Regions from separate parts of the Homo sapiens genome. Here region 2 is linked to region 1. Evidence: read pairs that join two places in POLR2A ChIA-PET (ENCODE). Cell type or tissue: HepG2. All regions are shown on one strand. Links, peaks and the distances in the headings refer to the core of each region. The heading gives the core; the rest is flanking DNA.

What was found. Peaks named below come from ENCODE experiments on the same cell type or tissue, not always from the same donor. Only the 100,000 strongest peaks of a DNase experiment are listed, where the experiment ranks them.
Region 2: POLR2A ChIA-PET joins it to region 1 with 7 read pairs; 4 of 35 experiments call an interaction of 5 or more read pairs at or near these places.

Annotation. Positions count from the first base shown.
Region 1 is chr12:64,749,355-64,752,275 of GRCh38, reverse strand. All of the region lies in intron 2 of GNS (glucosamine (N-acetyl)-6-sulfatase), which reads left to right. Among named protein-coding and RNA genes, the nearest start is that of GNS, 8.6 kb to the left of the region's middle. In HepG2, for the core only: no CTCF peak of the experiment used is centred there; no DNase peak of the experiment used is centred there.
Region 2 is chr12:64,816,861-64,819,781 of GRCh38, reverse strand. It overlaps a transcript of TBC1D30 not described here. Among named protein-coding and RNA genes, the nearest start is that of TBC1D30, 6.3 kb to the left of the region's middle. In HepG2, for the core only: no CTCF peak of the experiment used is centred there; a DNase peak (open chromatin) is centred at 1,371.

The sequences.
Region 1 (2,921 bases), core at 142-2,641:
ACATAACCAAGTGAATGGTAGTCTAGGAATGTAAGGGTAGCCTACTATCAGGGAATCCCTTGAACAGTAGCATAGTGTTATGTTTAAGTGCTCAGACTCTGGAGCCAGACTGCCTAGTCTGGAACACCCTCTCTGCCTCTTTTCTAGCAGTGTGACCTTGGACAAACTATTTAACCTCTCTGGCCCTCTTCCTCCCCATTTATAAAAGGGAGTACCAAAATCTTCTTCAGAGTTGTTGTGAGGTTGAGTTAATAGGTGTAGAGCACTTCTATCAGTGCCTGACTTATTTTTTCTTTTCTTTCTTCTTTTTTTTTTTTTTTTTTTGAGTGGCGCAATCTCGACTCACTGCAACCTCGGCCTCTGGGGATCAAGCAGTTCTCCTGCCTCAGCCTTCTGGGTAGCTGAGATTACAGGCACCCACCACCATGCCCTGCTAATTTTTTGTATTTTCAGTAGAGATGGGGTTTCACCATGTTAGCCAGGCTGGTCTTGAACTCCTGACCTCAAGTGATCTGCCCGCCTCGGCCTCCCAAAGTGCTGGGATTACAGGCATGAACTACCGCACCCAGCCAATGCCTGACTTCTTATAGTAAATACTACATGATGTTGGTTATTATATGTCTACCAACATGATACAAGTAAGTGAAAGAAGGAAAATTGAATGTTCTTCCCAATAGATACGAGAAAGTACTCTGAAATTTTAGCATTCTTTCCTGGTAATAAGCTATCATAAGAATACATCCTGACTATGATGCCTATTTCAAATACATAAGGTAAAAGACTCAGGGCATTGCTGTTAGGGATGAAACAGTGCTCCATTTAATGTTGTTCCGACTGTCTAGTCATAGCCATAAGTCTTATGGAAATAAGAGGTAAAAATATTGGAAAAATTATTTCTGCTTGTTTGGATTTTCTATCTAAGAAACACAGGAGAATTATTGAAAACCCTTTAAAATCACTAGAATTCAGCAAGATAAAAATGAAAAAATAAAAATTAATAACTTTCTTCCATGTAATCAGTTAGAAAAATAGAAGGCGGGAGACAAAATATCTCATTCATAATTATTTCTTTTTATTCTATATAAAGACAGAGAAAAGGTCTCACTCACTATGTAGCCCGGGCTGGTCTGGAACTCCTGAGCTCAAGTGATCCTTCCATCTCAGTCTCCCAAAGTGCTAGGATTACAGGTGTGAGCCACCATGCCCAGCCTCATTCATAATTTATAAACTCTCTAAGAGTAACTGGTTGGGGCCAGAAATGGCTATGACCTATGTATTTTACAAAATGATGCGAGTGGTAAGATAAAAAATATTTGATACGTAGATATGCACATCATTTTATATACATTTCTTTCTTTTTTTTCTTTTTTGAGACAGGGTCTCACTCTACCGCCCATGTTGGAGTGCAGTGACGTAGCTCACTGAAGACTTGAACTCAAACTCCTGGGCTCAGATGATCCTCCCGCCTCAGCTTCCCAAGTAACTCGGACTACAGGCATGCATCACCACACTTGGCCAATTTTTTTCCACTTTTTTTTAGTGACAGGGTCTCACTCTGTTGCTCAGGCTGGTCTCAAACTCCTGGCCTCAAGTGATCCTCTGCTTTAGCTTCCCAAATAGCTGGGATTACAGGTGTGAGCCACTGTGCTCAGCTAAGACACAATATTATGTAATAAAATGTTTATTCTAGTTGTAATCCTAACAAGATTATTTGAGACTCAAGTGATTCCAAAAGTTATCTGGAATAATAAATAGATGAGAATAATCAAAGTAATTTTTTTAAAAAATTACAGTGGCTCATGCTGTAATCCCAGCATGTTAGGAGGCTGAGGCAGGTGGATTGCTTGAGCTCAGGAGTTTGAGACCAGCCTGGGCAATATGGCAAGAGCCTATATCTACTAAAAATACTTAAAAATACCTGGGCATTGGGCCAGGCATGGTGGCTCACACCTGTAATCTCAGCACTTTGGGAGGCTGAGGTGGACAGATCACCTGAGGTCAGGAGTTCGAGACCAGCCTACCCAACATGGTGAAACCCCATCTCTACCAAAAATACAAAAAATTAGCCGGGCGTGGTGGCGAGCGCCTATGAGCCCAGCTACTTGGGAGGCTGAGGCATTAGAATTGCTTGAACCCAGGAGGTAGAGGTTGCAGTGAGCCAAGACTGTGCCACTGCACTCCAGCCTGGGTGACAAGAGCGAAACTCCATCTCAAACCAACAACAGCAACAAAAACAGAGGCATGGTGGTGCACGTCTGTGGTCCCATCTACTTTGGGAAGTTGGGGTGGGAGGATTGCTTAACCCTGAGGTTGCGGAGGTTGCAGTGAGCTGAGATCGCACCACTGTACTCCATCCTCGGTGACAGAGTAAGACCCTGTCTCAAAAAAAAAAAAAAAAAAAATTGCTCTACCAGATGCTAAAATGTAATATTAAGATAAACTGTGTACTGGCCATAAAATTGATCAGAAAACAAAAAGAGAAAGAGTTAAGAGTTGCCAATTTAAACTTAAGAAGTCAAACATCTAATAAAAGGCAAAAGTAAAAATGGGAAGTATTTGTAACATGACTGAATTCTTCCTTAACTTAAATCTTATGTAACAAGAGGCCGACAGCCCTGGGGGAAAAAAATGAGCAAAGCATATGAACAAACCGTTCACATAAACACAGTCAGTTAGTACATGTGGAGAATGTTCCTCCTCACCATTTTTTAAAAATGTCAAATCGGCTAGACACGGTGGCTCACGCCTATAATCCCAGCACTTTGGGAGGCCAAGGCGGGTGGATCACGAGGTCAAGAGATCGAGACCATCCTGGCTAACACTGTGAAACCCCATCTCTACTAAAACTACAAAAAATTAGCCGGGCGTGGTGGCGGGCACCTGTAGTCCCAGCTACTTGGGAGGCTGAGGCAGGAGAATGG
Region 2 (2,921 bases), core at 229-2,728, 67 kb before region 1:
GGCGTCTGCTAACCAGACAAGATCTGTGGCCTTTTCTACAAGAAGTTAACACTTTCCTCAGACCTACTAAAGTAGGGACTTAACAAGTAGTTCCTTCAAGGCCGAGTGCAGTGGCTCATGCCTATAATCTCAGCACTTCGGGAGACTGACCAGCCTGGCCAACATGGTGAAACCCCATCTCTACTAAAAATACAAAAATTAGCTGGGTGTGGTGGCGCACACCTGTAATCCCAGCTACTTGGGAGGCTGAGGCAGGAGAATCGCTTGAACCTGGGAGGCGGAGCTTGCAGTGAGCCGAGATCATGCCACTGCACTGGCAGCCTGGGTGACAGAGCGAGACTCCATTTCAAAAAAAAAAAAAAAAAAAAAAAAAAAGTAGTTCCTTCAATTCATTATCCAAGACAGAGTCCACAGACTATGAGCATTGTAACAGTTTCCCCCTCATGACAGAGATGAAGGGGCAGGGCAGCAGGAGGAAATTGAGGGGGAAGAAAAAAACTACAATTATTTGACAGATCACATTACCTACATGGGACATTTTCTATTTATATGATTTTCTTTTCTTAGTCATAAAAATAACTTCTCTATTTAAATACAGGCATCCTTTAAGACAATCAGGTGTAGCTTTTGTATTTTGTTAATTTTTGAGAAAGGACTCTATCAAGCATGGAACAGAGAGGCTTTAAAATTCCAACACCAAATCACACTCAGAATGTCATACAGAAATGTACTTAAAACTCTGCTGCCAGATCCATGTAACCTTAGATGCATAACTAACCAAAGATTTTAGATCTCATCGTATTCTTCTTGTCGTGGTATTTCCTGTTAAGTATTTTCTTGCTTCAAAATGACCGAAACTGACTCACTACTACTTGAGCTAGATTGATATTGACCATATAAAGACACCTTTATATTTCTTTTATTCATTCACTTATTCATGAAAAAAATCATTAATCAGATGCTGTGGGAAAGGCACGGTACTAAGAACTATGAGAGAGAAAATTATGAACACAGTACATACGCTACCCTCAAAGAGTTTACAGTTGGCCAGGTGCAGTGGCTCACGCCTGTAATCCCAGCACTTTGGGAGGCTGAGGCGGGCAGATCACGAGGTCAGGAGATCAAGACCATCCTGGCCAACATGGTGAAACCCCGTCTCTACTAAAAACACAAATACTAGCTGGGCGTGGTGGCACGTGCGTGTAATCCCAGCTACTTGTGAGGCTGAGGCAGGAGAATCACTTGAACCAGGGAGGCAGAGGTTGAGTGAGCCAGGATTGCGCCACTGCATTCCAGCATTCCAGCCTGGCAACAGCACGAGACTGTCTAAAAAAAAAAAAATAGTTTACAGTTTACTGAGTGAGTAGTGACAAGGACACAAGGATTGTGTGAAAGGTCCTTTAAAATACTATGTGAATAATTGGAGAGATACCATTCTTGCTACATCTTAAGTATTATATATGTTGCAATGTTTTCCCAGAGCTCCATTTCATTGAGCTACTAAATTTCACCTGAAAACAGGCCAAGGACAAAGCTCATGTATGCTCTTCTTACAGTTGTGCTATTCAGCTCTTTAGTTCCACATCAGGAATAGAACTGGAAGACTCACACTCATCACTGCAGAAGATGAAATAACTGTTTAACCTGGTCATGATGAACCATTTAGCTGAGATTCCCCAACCTTACACCAAGCCATTCTAAGATTTTTTTTTTTTTTTTTTGGTAGAGTCTCACTCTGTTGCCCAGGCTGGAGTACAGTGGAGGGATGTCGGCTCACTGCAACCTCCACTTCCTGGGTTCAAGTGATTTCTGTGCCTCACCCTCTTGAGTAGCTGGGATTACAGGTGCATGCCACCATGCCCGGCTAATTTTTGTATTTTTAGTAGACATGGGGTTTCACCATGTTAGCCAGGCTGGTCTCGAACTCTTGACCTCAAATGACGCGCCTGCCTTGGCCTCCCAAAGTGCTGGGATTACAGGCATGAGCCATGTGCCAGGCCCAAAGATTCTTTTGACCCTGTTGAGGAGAGGTATGAAAGGAGAGGTTTCTCATATCTATTGAGGTAGATTTAACTTAGAAATGTGTCCCTAGACAGGAGAAGGGTGATGAGTTCGAATGTAATATGCTTGATTTTGGTGATGACAAGAGGGAAGTACCGGAAAAGGAGAGAGATTGGAATCAACAATAATGTTGGTTTGGCAGGTCTGGAAGCCTTCGCTCTCCAGGTTGAGTTCATTCAGAAGAAACAATGTAGAACGTGTGCTCCAATGAGGAGACGTGTGAAGAGACACAGGTCAGGTCATCACCCCTGGTGAGACCCTCCAGGAGGCAACGCAGCAGACAAAGGTTAGAATTCTGATGCCAGTACTTGCTTCCTCTATGTCCTTGAGCAAGTTACTTAATGTCTGGGTTTCAGTTTCCTCATCTTTAGAATAATGATATTTGAGTTACGGTGAGAATTAAATGACATAATGAAAGTCATGGCATAAAGCAGGCGCTCAATACTGTCCTTTGATTAGTGCTTGTTGTTGCTGCACTAGAGGCTAAAATGGCGCTGTGAGCAGTCATCCCAGAGGTCTATCCAGCACAGGACCCAGACTCTGACCCACAGGGTGAGTCTGACTGGCCAGGATACCCCACTGAGGTCTTCGCCGCATACTCCTCTAGTGCCCTCACTCACTTGGTAGAAACTGTGAAATTAGTTTTGTGTTTGCTCCAAAGGACTAAGTTAGAACTGCTAAGTGGGAGCTGTGGTGAGGCAGATGTCAGCAAAATTTCAGAATGCTCTGTTGGGCATGGTGGCTCACACCTGTAGTCCCAGCTACTTGGTGGACTGAGGCAGGAGGATCACTTGAGAGCCTAGGATTTCAAGGCTGCATTGTGCCCTGATCACACTACTGTACTCCAGCCTGGGTGACAG